Linked DNA regions of Homo sapiens: all the other regions are linked to region 2. The links are chromatin contacts, found by Hi-C or POLR2A ChIA-PET in ENCODE. All regions are on one chromosome and are shown on one strand. Each heading gives the region's core, a stretch centred on a gene start or an enhancer-like site at or near the end of the contact. The rest is flanking DNA. Distances are from core to core; before and after follow the strand shown.

What was found. Hi-C counts contacts between places; a loop is a spot of excess contacts on that map. ChIA-PET counts read pairs that join two places held with the same protein, here RNA polymerase II (POLR2A). Pooled maps may share reads with other maps.
Region 1: POLR2A ChIA-PET joins it to region 2 with 12 read pairs in MCF 10A. The contact joins the enhancer-like site here to the promoter of RAB27B in region 2. A Hi-C loop is called at or near these places in 2 of 168 maps with a recorded cell type or tissue (endothelial cell of hepatic sinusoid and mammary epithelial cell). POLR2A ChIA-PET finds 5 or more read pairs at or near these places in 4 of 52 experiments (A549, BJ, MCF 10A and 1 more).
Region 3: a map of PC-3 shows a loop between it and region 2 (4-fold over the local background). The contact joins the enhancer-like site here to the promoter of RAB27B in region 2. A Hi-C loop is called at or near these places in 8 of 168 maps with a recorded cell type or tissue (Calu3, HCT116, MCF 10A and 4 more), 1 of 37 single-sample maps with no recorded cell type and 10 of 50 pooled maps. POLR2A ChIA-PET finds 5 or more read pairs at or near these places in 3 of 52 experiments (A549, MCF 10A and Panc1).

The regions. Positions count from the first base shown.
Region 1 is chr18:54,872,104-54,876,023 of GRCh38, reverse strand. All of the region lies in intron 1 of RAB27B (RAB27B, member RAS oncogene family), which reads right to left. Among named protein-coding and RNA genes, the nearest start is that of RAB27B, 46 kb to the right of the region's middle. Within about 2 kb of position 1,988, at least 2 of the 41 ENCODE cell types and tissues checked have a DNase peak (open chromatin) inside an H3K27ac peak, as active enhancers do.
Region 2 is chr18:54,826,073-54,830,166 of GRCh38, reverse strand. It overlaps RAB27B (RAB27B, member RAS oncogene family), which reads right to left and starts at 1,690. Exons shown (of 6, transcript NM_004163.4): 1 at 1,467-1,690.
Region 3 is chr18:54,765,913-54,770,040 of GRCh38, reverse strand. It overlaps a transcript of RAB27B not described here. Among named protein-coding and RNA genes, the nearest start is that of RAB27B, 60 kb to the left of the region's middle. Within about 2 kb of position 2,745, at least 5 of the 41 ENCODE cell types and tissues checked have a DNase peak (open chromatin) inside an H3K27ac peak, as active enhancers do; they include PC-3 and PC-9, where a contact is called at or near this core.

The DNA.
Region 1 (3,920 bases), core at 739-3,238, 46 kb before region 2:
TTTCTGTTATAAATTACCTAGTCTTGGACAGTTCTCTATAGCAGTATGAAAATGGACTAATAGAGGACATATCTAAAATCACTAGATAATTCTAATAACTTTTTATGTGTAAAAAAATTGGTACATGTACATGTACAAAAAATTAAAACAATTTTTTGTTTTTATATTGTTACTTTAGTCACCAATCAAAACTGAAAACTTTTGCGTCTTTGGGTAAATAATAATGAAGAATAGAATGAGGTACTCATCAAATAATCCAGTATCATTATATCATTTGGAATATTTGCATTGCTTTACGTTATACTTTATTATGAATGTATGTTTCTTTCATGAATTAATGCTTTTTGAGGTAGGATGTTTTTAAAGCTGCAAATTCATACTTTTGCTCTAAAGCTTTCCTGCCATATAACACACTTTCTTCACTAGCAGAGCTCTCTGGATGGATTTTTGCTGACCATGGATGTTCTCAAAAAAAAAAAAAACCTAGACAAAGCATAATCATTTCTTAGGAAGAGATCCATAGCACCCATCAAGACCCGTCTTCCTTAATAAAAGGATACACATGTCTCAATTATTGCCATGAAGGATACACATGTCTCAATTATTCCAATACAGACATTGGAAAATGTCTATTTTGTGTGACTGCCAAGAATGGACTGGTTTCTCAGATTCTCCAAAAAAAAATTTGTTTTTGGAGAAGACAGGATCTCACTCTGTCATCTAGGCTAAAGTGCAGTGGCATGATCAGGGCTCACTGCAGCATCGACCTTCCCTGGTTTAGGTGATCCTCCCAACTCAGCCTTCCTGGTAGCTGGGACTACAAACACACGCCTCCACACCTGGTTATTTTTGTGTGTATTTTTTGTATAAATGGGGTTTTGCTATGTTGCCCAGGCTGGTTTCAAACTCCTGGGCTCAAGCAATCCACCCATTTCAGCTTCCGAAAGTGCTGGGATTACAGACATGAGCCACCACGCTCAGCCTGGTAAAATATTTTACCAGGACTGTATCATTGAATATGTTGCTGCTCTTATTCTTAGTTGCTGCTCTTAGTCAACCCAAATAGATAGCTAGAGAAGTTTTCTGCCATAGTATGATTTCCCCCCACACTTAAGGTCTGTTATCACCATCACTCTACCTTTTTCCCTCTTCCCCTAAACTTGCTCATGTAAAACTATTTTGGAGGGTGATAATGTTTGTCATTTCACTAGTAGAATTGGATGAAACTGTTAATTTTCAGAAAAAAGAAAGTGCTTAAATTTATTATACGATATTAGTAACTAAAGCCAAATTCTTCCCTAGGCAAAAGCCTTAATTTTTTTAGCAGTTTTTGCAGTGGGGGTGTGAAATTGAAGACATTGGATTTCGTGGCTCCCAGAAAAAGTGAAAAGAATGGAGTCAATAAGACACATCTACATACTTTAAAATTTTGCTTAAAGCTAACTTTTTTTTTTTTTTTTTAGCAAATGTGTGTGTATGAATGCGTGACAGTCTCAAGAAACACTAAGTCATGAGCAAATCTAGTTAAATGTCTTCAATACGTAGTGTCAGGCCCAAAGATGAAAATTTTAAAAATGGAAGTTCTAGTCTAGCTTCTGACAAGGTCTGAATTACTTAAAAGTGAAATAAGGATCTGAGAAAATACAACGTAATTTTGCAAGGTAGAATGATTAATTGATAAATGAGTCAAATCCTGGTTGTGTTTTCAATTCAAACAAAACAGTGTCTTCAGGGACTGCAGTGATCCAAGAAGACTGCAGAGGAAGGAAAATTTGCATTTAACCTTATAGCGTGGAGGGGAATTAGACATGAGGAGAGGAGATACAGGACCATAGCATGGGAGATTACTTCCCACTTGTAGAATGAGACTATTACCACTTGCTAACTACACGACCTATCATGTTTTCCTGATTGGCAGCCAGACTGTTCTCTGTCTTTTGTACATAAACCTGCCTGGGGCAATACTGGTGCCACCTCCCAGTCAAAGTCTAATCCAGAGTGAACAATCCAGGCTAACACAAATCAATTCCACTGTGGCCCACATTGCCTCTTTTCTATAAGTGAAGGGTGCTGGACACTTCCTGACATTTAACACAAATTCCACCTGAAATGAATGCAAAGCTTGGCACTGTGGAAAAATCTTCATTTTTCCAATAGGCTATTTGACATATTAAGCTAGGTATGAGACAGTTCACTTCTAAGCTCCTTTCAAAAATGAATTTTATTTCTTATTTTTTATATCACTACTCTCCTCTCTCTCTCACTCTGTCTATGTCTGTCTCTGTCAACACACTCACACACACACACACACACACACACACACACACACACACACACAGGATTTGGCTCAGCTCCTCTTTTTATTATTATGTGATTTTTTTGAGTCCTAAAATCATATAGCCTCAATATTCTATTGTTGGTTGTTGGCATGGCAAATACAACACCATAAAAAAAAAGCCTTGGCAAATTTTCCTAGAACTGGGCTAAAAAAAATGATGTGGGAAGGATCAAAAGGCTGACAAGTTTAACAGTATTGTTTATTCCTGTACAATGACTGATGGTCTTGCTGGTTCTTGGTTCTGTGGATATAAAAGGGAAGAAAAGGCCAGAAGACTGCAGTGTTTCAGGAAATGCATCTCACTTAGTCTTTATCGTGGTATCACAAGCTGTACCACAAGAACCAGGAGGACTTTTAGATACAGACAAGCCCTTCATGGGAAGGCAAGGGGCTAAAAAGAGTAGGGAAAAGAACTGAAATGTATCACACCCATGAGGCTCTGTTTAATGAAGAGTCGTAAAGGTAAAAAGGAATTCAAGTAATCAGGTGGTCTAGCCCCTCAGTTTTTGGATGAGAAGTCATATACAGAGAAGGAAAATCCAAGATTATTATTATAATTTGAAATACAAATTGTGTTAGAAACAAAGTAGGAATATTTTTATTTTATATGGAAAGGGAATTTTATCCTGGATATATGCAGAAACAGAATTTCCATAGCTAGAATATCTCAAATGAAGTTGCTCATGGATTCACTCTTCCCCACTCTATCTCTCAGCTCCTGCTATTTTTGTTTAATGTAAGTTCCATTAGCACAGAAACTTGATCTCTTTTGTCTACTGCTGGATCCACAGAGCTCAGCTCAGTGGCTGCCATATAGAAGGAGCTCAATACATATTTGTTGAGTGTATAAATTTATTTAAGCTATCTGCAGCCATGCAAATGTCATGATTAATGAAATTAATCTCATGAGCCATTTGTGGAAGTGGTGTCCATCCGAGTGCAAGGACTTGGATTCTCCCTTCTTATCAATGAGGTAAGTATTTAGATTAAAGACTCACTGTATTGCTTTCCAGGTCTAGCTTCCTGAGTTCATTTTTCTTTTTTCTTTTTTTTTTTTTTTAAGGCAGAGTTTCACTCTTCTTGCCCAGGCTGGAGTGCAATGGCGCCATCTCAGCTCACCGCAACCTCCACCTCCCGAGTTAAAGCCATTCTCCTGTCTCAGCCTCCTGAGTAGCTGGGATTACAGGCATGCACCACCATGCCTGGCTAATTTTGTATTTTTGGTAGAGATGGGGTTTCTCCATTTTGTTCAGGCTGGTCTCGAACTCCCAACCTCAGGTGATCCGCCCGCCTCGGCCTCCCAAAGTGCTGGGATTACAGGCATGAGCCACTGTGCCTGGCCCCTGAGCTCATTTTTCTATCTTAAGTTGCACAAGAGTACAAAACCTTCTCAAAATAGAATATATCTTCAGAGGAATAGTTTCAAACAACATGAGAAAAGGCAAAGCACAGAGATACTGCACTTGAAAGTAAAATTTGTGCTAGCAGAGAACACATAAAGCTGTCGGTTGAATAGGTCAGGGCTCAGAGAACTGGGCTCCTCCGTATAAGCATCCATTTGCCATCTAACATACTCTCATCA
Region 2 (4,094 bases), core at 441-2,940:
TCCCTATTGGGTCAAACATGCCTGTTCCAGAAATGACCTATGAGAAAGGGGAACTGTGGTTTGCTTACATTCAACAGATTCCCTTTATCCCTTCTTGGCAACTATGAGAACAGGCTCATCCAGTTTTATCTGCTATGTTTTGTTTTCCTTTCGAAAGCAATGACAGTAACACTGTATGAGAGGCCATAGTCAATTCTGAAACAGAAAAGCTCCATTAATATTAAACTATCTGTCAAGATTACCCCTTTTTGGTCATTGGTAGGAATCACCTCTTGCCTTCAAGGATGGCTGACCCCATCTGGGTAGAGGATTATGCTAGGAAACTATGAAAAATAACTATTTGAGGGGCAATGGCACATGACAGGTATGTCTCTCTCTTCATCACTGCAATATGGACTTTACAGCAGCTTGAAAATTCATTAAACTTAAATATCTGAGTTTATATTAATGCTTAAGTCTATCCTTTCCCTCAACTTTTCAAAATTTATAACCATAAAACCCTGTATATTCTATATATGAATGAATATGTGTGAATATAACTAAATATTGAGAACTGTAGACATTTTTCTTATAAACAGAACAAAATCAAAATTCAGAGCTGTATTATATTAAACAATAATTTTGTTGTTAATAACCTTGAAATTTATGTTATTACTTTGGGCTTAATTTAATGATGTGCAGTTTAAAACAACTGGAATTACATACCCTTAGCTTTACATCTTGACATAAAAAACTCACAAAACATGATACAGGTGTGAAGGCTCTAACCAAACACAGCTTTTTCCTAGGAATGCAGTCTCTGCTTACAGTTCACCTACTTCAGTAGTTTTCAGAGGCTTAATTAATGTTGCATTGGGTGGGAAAGTCTTGAAAGCTAATTTATTGTGATCAGTTGGGTGAACACACATGCACACATATACCCTAGTTGGTGCAACACTTAGATCAGAATTCGAAAGTAACAGAGCAAAAAATTGGAAAACAGAAAGTACTCTTAAGGTCTCTGTGGCTATTTCATCTAAGGAAGTGCATATAAATGTCTTATTGCTCTCCTGGCTTGCCTCACTAAGTCGCTCCTCCTGGAATGAAACTCTGAGCACATCATCATCCATGCTTTTTCTTATTCATTATTTTGATTGTTTTTTGAGATGCAAATGAAAGGAAATTGGCATTGCTGTGCCTAGGCTTTTTGTTTTTCTTTTTGCTTTTTTTGGTGGTAACCAGCTGTTTGATAAGCAAACACTCAAGGAGAGCCAGGTCGAGTTGGCCCATGCCATCCGTGCAGCACACAGCACTACTGTCTTCTTTGCAAGGATTTCTGCTGGAAACCGCGATCGAAGGTGCACACGCACTCACACATGCACACACACACACACAGAGGCCTCACTTCCCACGGCGCAGGCCGGCGCTGCAGCACCCGGGTGGGTGGGAACGCGTTCCAGCAGCAGCAGCCCGCCTTCCCAACTCACCAGCCTGCGAAGTTTCCTTGCCGGGAGAGCAGGTGTCAGATTTCAGAGAGGTTTCCTTCCCCTTCCCAAGCCCTGGAACTCCCGGGCTCCACCGTCAGCAAGGAGACAGGATCTGCTCCACAGGGCGATGAGCACGGGGACAGCTACTTATCTCCTCCAACCTGTGGCTCCGGATGGGTCCAAGGCCGGGCGGTCCGCAGCCCCTGCCCGTCAGGACTGCGAGTGGCAGGGCTGGTGGCACCACCCTCGGAGTCCGCCGCGGCGGCGGGGCTGGGTAAGGTTTGTGTGAGAAGAAGGCGTGTCTGCAAGTCCCAACGCGGATGTGCGGAGCTCACCTCAGGCAAGTCTTGCTGGTGACTCAACTGCTGCAGTGAGAAACACACTCCTCTCGGGGATGAAGTCTCCACACTGTGGGGCTTCTAGCCTTACCAGCGAGCTCATTTTTATTCATTTTTGTTCTGTGTTTTCTTTGATGTCTCTCATTCAAAGAGCCCAGGGCGCTGTGAGAACTGGGGCCCTGACATTGCGTTCTCTCCTCCGAGGGGGTGTCTCATTAACTATGAGGAGTGAAGGCGAGGGATTGCGAGTGGGGAGCAGAGGATGGCCTCGGGAAATAAAAGAGGGCGTTGGAAAGAAATTAATATTTTAAAAGTTAGGATGTGTTCGTATGAATGCATTAATCAGTATGCAACATCCAAATTCACTTCCCAAAGCCCTAATTCACTTCCTAAAGTCACTTCAGAGATCAATAGGTTACCACTAAGTAAGATAATGAGCACACGGAGGCATTGAACCAGTATTTGTTAAGCACCTACTATGTGCTATGCCGTGTTCTAAACACATTAGATTCGTCCACAAAGCAAAGATCCTGGCTGCCCATCTTGGGATTCCATTTTAGACACATTCAGACATCCCTAATTTACAGACTGGTAGTAAAGGTAAGAATACAAGGTTAGGTACATTATAATAACAACCGATTTACTCCTCTGTGAACAAAATTTAAAAGTTCCAAACCTGTGTCTTGCATTCATGTTAGTAAACAACGAGATGCCAATGACTGCTTGAATTTTAATTACTTAACTTGTTTCTTATTCGATGCCCTAGAGACAATCTGGGAGGCACTGCTGTTATCAGCTCCCAGAGAATTTCTTGTAGAAGGGAGCAAAGGAATAGCCCAAACCAAAACACAAAACAAACAATAGCAAACTAGTGGAAAAATGGAATATTAGAGAAAACATTTTGGTCTCATAGAAATCTGTCTATTCTATTATGAAACTATTAAAGAAGTTCTATTTTATGTCCTTCAATGTTCTTGAAAGTTGAAAAGAAGAGTAATAATAATGTCTTCATAGTGTTATTGTGAAGAATTGACTTCATATCAGTAATGTGTGTAGAACGTGCCTGGCACAGTAAGTTCTATGAATGTGTTGGCTATACTTATAATTTTGGTAACAATCTATTCCATTCTCCCCAAGTAAGATCCAGTTCCTAAAAATTATTTTGGATCTACTGCATAAAAGTCTTTGAGGCTCAGCCTGTAGATTTTCAAAGTATGTATGCTTGGAATCTATATTTATGATAAATCTACTTTGCATTTAACAGCAATATCTAAGTATATAAGAAGTGTGTGTCCATGGGCCCAGACAGAAATAAAAGAAAGAACATAAGAGCCTTGAATCTTTTCCACTGTTAACACATTGACTTAAAATCACCCTCTGTGCTATACAATGATAACCCATATTCTTTATCTAGTTCATGTGTTCACTACTGACATTAGTCCTAATAGCTATTATTTCCTGTATGCAATAGAGTTTCATCTCATTTGGCTTTCACAACATTACTGTGAAATAGGCAAGGCGTCTATTATATTTATTGTCTCCATTTTCAGAATGAGGTAACTGAGGTTGAGAAAGTCGCAGTAAATCTGTCCAAAGTGATGAAGTTCAAAAGGTGGAAGACAGGTCTATTGATCCTGAATGCCGAGCTCACAGTGGTCACTGTGTTGTACTACCTCACTGCAACTTCTAGAAAAGGTTCCTGCCATAAGAAAATCTGACACACACATTTATTGATGACTCTCCTTGCCACCTTTCCCTAGATAAGTGTGTCACCTGCTTTATAGGGCCAACTCTTGCAGGGATAGCTCTCCTGGAGTGACTTGCCACATATGGTCCTGTCTCCGAGGTTCCAAGGCTCAGATTCAGTAGTGTTACATAGTGACACTACCAGAGAGTGGTGGAACATTTCCTTCCCTGGGAAGAGGGGTTCCAAGGAAGAGAAAGAGTAGGAAGACATAAGAGAAATGTTGCTTGGCCACTCCATGAAGGCCACTTTGACCAGAGGTAGAGCAGAATAAAAAACAGTGGAAAACCAGTGAAAACAAGGTGACAGCATTGTGTGTCATGATAATAATAGTAATAACATCTTCCTGTACCTGGAGTTTATGTAGCATAACTTAAGTAGACATAACATCTGTCTAATTCAATCAATATGGCACTGAGGTAAACATTAATGTACATGGGGTGATGTGTAGTTACAAATGGCAAGATTATCACATGTATTTCATCTCTCCTCAAACTGCTTTATTACAAGAATAAATGAATTTTTTTAAATGTTATTGAATCACAA
Region 3 (4,128 bases), core at 1,496-3,995, 61 kb after region 2:
AAAAAATTAGCCAGGCATAGTGGTGCACACGTGTAATCCCAGTTACTCAGGAGGCTGAGGCAGGAGAATCACTTGAACCCAAGAAGCTGAGGTTGCATTGAGCCAAGATTGCACAATCCAGCCTGGGAGACAGCAAGACTTTGTCTCAAGCAAAAAATAAAAAATAAAAGAAGAAGAACTTAGCATATGATAACAGTTGTATTTAAATTCAGTGGAGAAAAATGTGGTTTATTAAGTAAATAGTGTTGGTCCAAGGGACTACTTAACTAGAAAAAAAATGAAATCAGACTGCTGATTTACATTATATAGTACAAAAACAAATACCACATGGATTAGAAACTTAATCATGTATATAAAACCTTAAAATATTGCAAGAATATCTAAGCAATCACATGGAAGTCCTTCTTAACCACAACTGGAAACCCTAATAGTGTAAACAAAAAGATATCAGATAAAGTTAGATCTTTTGTATGGGAAAATATGCTGCTAACAAAACCAATAGACCAAATCATAGACTTTGAATAAATATTACTGTTGCAGAGGATAGAAAAGAGCTCTCAAAAATTAACAACAACAACAACAACAAAAAAACAAGATGGACAAACAATAAAAGAGGCTATTTCTAGAAGATCAAATTGAAATGGTGAAGAAATATACTTTAAAAAAGATGTTCTTATGTAATCATCAGATGGCATTTTACACACAGTGGACTGCCCCAGACAGAGGTGAGACGTGGAGTCAAAGGAAATTATTTTGGAACTTTAAGGATTACCCTATTGGATTTCTGACTTGCATGGGGCCTGTAGCTCCTTTCTTTTGGCCAATTTATCCTATTTGGAATGGGTTTATTTATCCAAGGCCTGTACCTCCATTGTATCTTGGAAGTAACTAACTTGCTTTGATTATAAAGGCTCATAAACAGAAGAGACTTGCCTTGTCTCAGATGAGACTATGGACTGTGGACTTTTGAGTTAATGCTGCAATGAGTTAAGACTTTGGGGGACTTTTGGGAAGGCATGATTGGTTTTGGAATGTGAGAAGGACATGAGATTTGGGAGTGGCCTGGTGGAATGATATGGTTTGGCTCTGTGTCCCCACCCAACCCTCACCTCGAATTGTAATCCCCATAATCCCTACATGTCAAGGGCAGGACCAGGTGGAGTTAATTGGATCATGGGGGCAGTTTCCCCATGCTGTCCTCATGATAGTGAGTGAGTTCTCATGAGATGTGACTGTTTTATAAGTGTCTGTCATTTCCCCCGTTGTACTCACTTCGTCCTGGTACCCTGTGACAAAGGTGCCTGCTTCTCCTTTACCTTCCACCATGATTTTAAGTTTTCTGAGGCCTCCCCAGCAATGCAGAACTGTGAGTCAATTAAACCTCTTTCCTTGATAAATTACCCAGTCTCAGCTATTTATTCATGGCAGTGTGAGAAAAGATAATAAATCCTGAGAAAAACATGAGAGTTAGATTGCTGACATTGATTACCTTGAGAAGGTAGTTTAGTGATGACAATAAAGAGGCAAAGGTGGAATCAAATAAGGAAAGCCTGCATATGACCACTTTTAGTACATATGAAAATTATGTATCTATACATAAAGAGTAGGAAAAAAAGTTGCAAGTTACCAATGGCTGTTCGGTACCTTCAAACAATGATTTTTTTAAATTAAAATTTGTTTGCCATTCAATACCTTTCACCATGCAGCCATTGCCACATATTGCTGCTTCCAGCCACAAGCCACATATCGCTACATTTTACAAACACCTTTGTGCTTTATCCATAGGAACATTTTTGTGTTCCCGTAACACACCTCATTCTCTAATCCCCTCTTTTTGATTTGCTGTTATATCTGAAAAGATTCCCTCTTTAATTACCTAATAAATTTCCACTCATCCCACAAATTCGAGCCCAAGTTTTACCTCCTCCAGGTATCCATCCACTCCCCCCACATCTTCCTTGTCTCTCCTCTGCATTGGCCCCTACTAGACAGTACTGTAATTATTGCTTTCCCCATCTTTCCTCTCCAAGTCTCTATTAGCCGGAGATTCTTGGAAGAAGGGACTATCTCTTATTTATTACTATATCCCTGATCATTATTTAATTTTCCCACCACCTCCTCCAACACAAGCACTCCCTGAGATGATTCTAGGCAACTTTATGGAACAAACATCCCTTTACAATCTGATTACTTGCTGGAGATAGGCTGACTTCATTGAGTCCACACAATAAGCAGAACTCAGTCATACAATTATTGCAGCATTCCATGTGCCAAGGGTGGCATTTATGCTTATTTTGTGTGAATTGTGGGAAACAGGCAAAATAATCAAGGTCTGAATTCAGCTGGTTGTGGACAGACCACATGGAATGAAATAAGTGTATATTAAATAAGATAAACACTGAAGATAATCAACATCATTGACTTCATACTATTATTCACGATCATCATCTAAAACACAAAAGGGCAGTGATTTTCTAATTGTGTTTATGAACACCTTGATACAAAGAGTTCTTTCCTATATTATTTTCAGTTGTATCTTGTTTTTAAAAAGAGCCACTAATTAATCACCATCTACTGGTGGTATCTCAAAAATACACAGTTGAATAACTATGGCAATTAAATACCCTCATGACCATTACCTCACCTGATAACTATACTATGACCTTTAACCATCTTAGTTAGAAGAGCTGTATAACTCCAGAAAAATCAATACTGCCCACCACACACTGGCATGAGCCACTGGGTAAACAGTTGTATGTGGAGTTATTTGCCTTTCCATGTTATTTACCCAAGCAAAAACCTGTTTTAGGAGTATTAGAGCAAACATTTAGGAGAGCAAATGGAGAAAGTATTTGGGTGTTTCATTCCTGTAAGCAATCTGTTTAAAATGCAAGATAAAAGAAAGGAAAATCTTTGGTTCCCAGCGTGGTAAAACCTGTAATTGACTAAAGTTTCCCCACCTTCTTCCCTATGTGTTTAGAACTCAAATTTGTGATCAATCACAAACTTAGTGAATTGGATGGTCCTCAAAAGTTCCTGGTCAGCTTTGGCCAAATGCCTGCATTCTTGTCATTTGGCACAATTTAAAGAAGAGGCAAAACTGAACCAGTCATAATCTTCCACAAGGCTCCATTAGAAAAGTCACATTACAATGCATTAGTGATGACTTAGCTCCATACCTCACATTAAAAATTCCCTAGGCAGCCATTGTTTCCTCACTTCAGAATGAATAACAGAAATGACATTTCACAACTAACAACCTGAGTTCATTATCTCTGGGGAACCAGCACATAAACTACCAGAGGGGTATGCAACATCAACCAGTCATTTTCAGGAGTTCCTCACCATAGATTTCTAATATTTCATACACTACGCCTATGTCTTTAGGCATATTTCACAGATTGGTATGCAGAGGTGAAGCCCGACTAAAATGTTAAGAATCTGCATTGCAGAAACATAAACATTAGATCTAGGAGGTATTTTAGCACGTATTTAATCTAATCTCTTCATTAAATAAATGGGAAAACACACCAAAACAAAAAACAAAAAAACTTAAAAAAAAACAAAAACAAAAAGGAGATGTGGAGACATTCAATGATCTGCTCAAATTTTAAGGCAACCGAAGGCAAAGCCAGAAATGAAACCCAGGTCTCCCAAATCCTAACCTGGTGCTCTTTGCATATGCCTGCCTGCTTCTACTCAACTGCAAAACAACTTCTTTAGCTTCGATTTACAGGGCCATGACTGTCCTTTCATTAATCCATAATGACTCCATTTACTGTGTTTCCTGTTGACTTTGCTTTATATTTGTTTCTATTATTTCCTGCTTTTGATTATTTCTGGAGGGTCTACCATGAAGATGATGAAGTGGTAAGATGGAAGAAAGCCATGTGTTATTCCATGTAACAATTACAAATCTAAGACTGAACTCCAGGAATTCTCAGGCAATTCTGGACGTGTGATTGTTGACCATTCATTCTAAAAATGTGTCTTCGCCAAAAAGTTGGTGTTTTCAAAATAAATTTGGAAATCTATAATTTCTTCTAGAAGAAATTAATGTCCTGCTGTAAACAAACTGGTTTAACTTTAATTAACTCATAATTTCCCAAACATATTTGAATGTGAAAG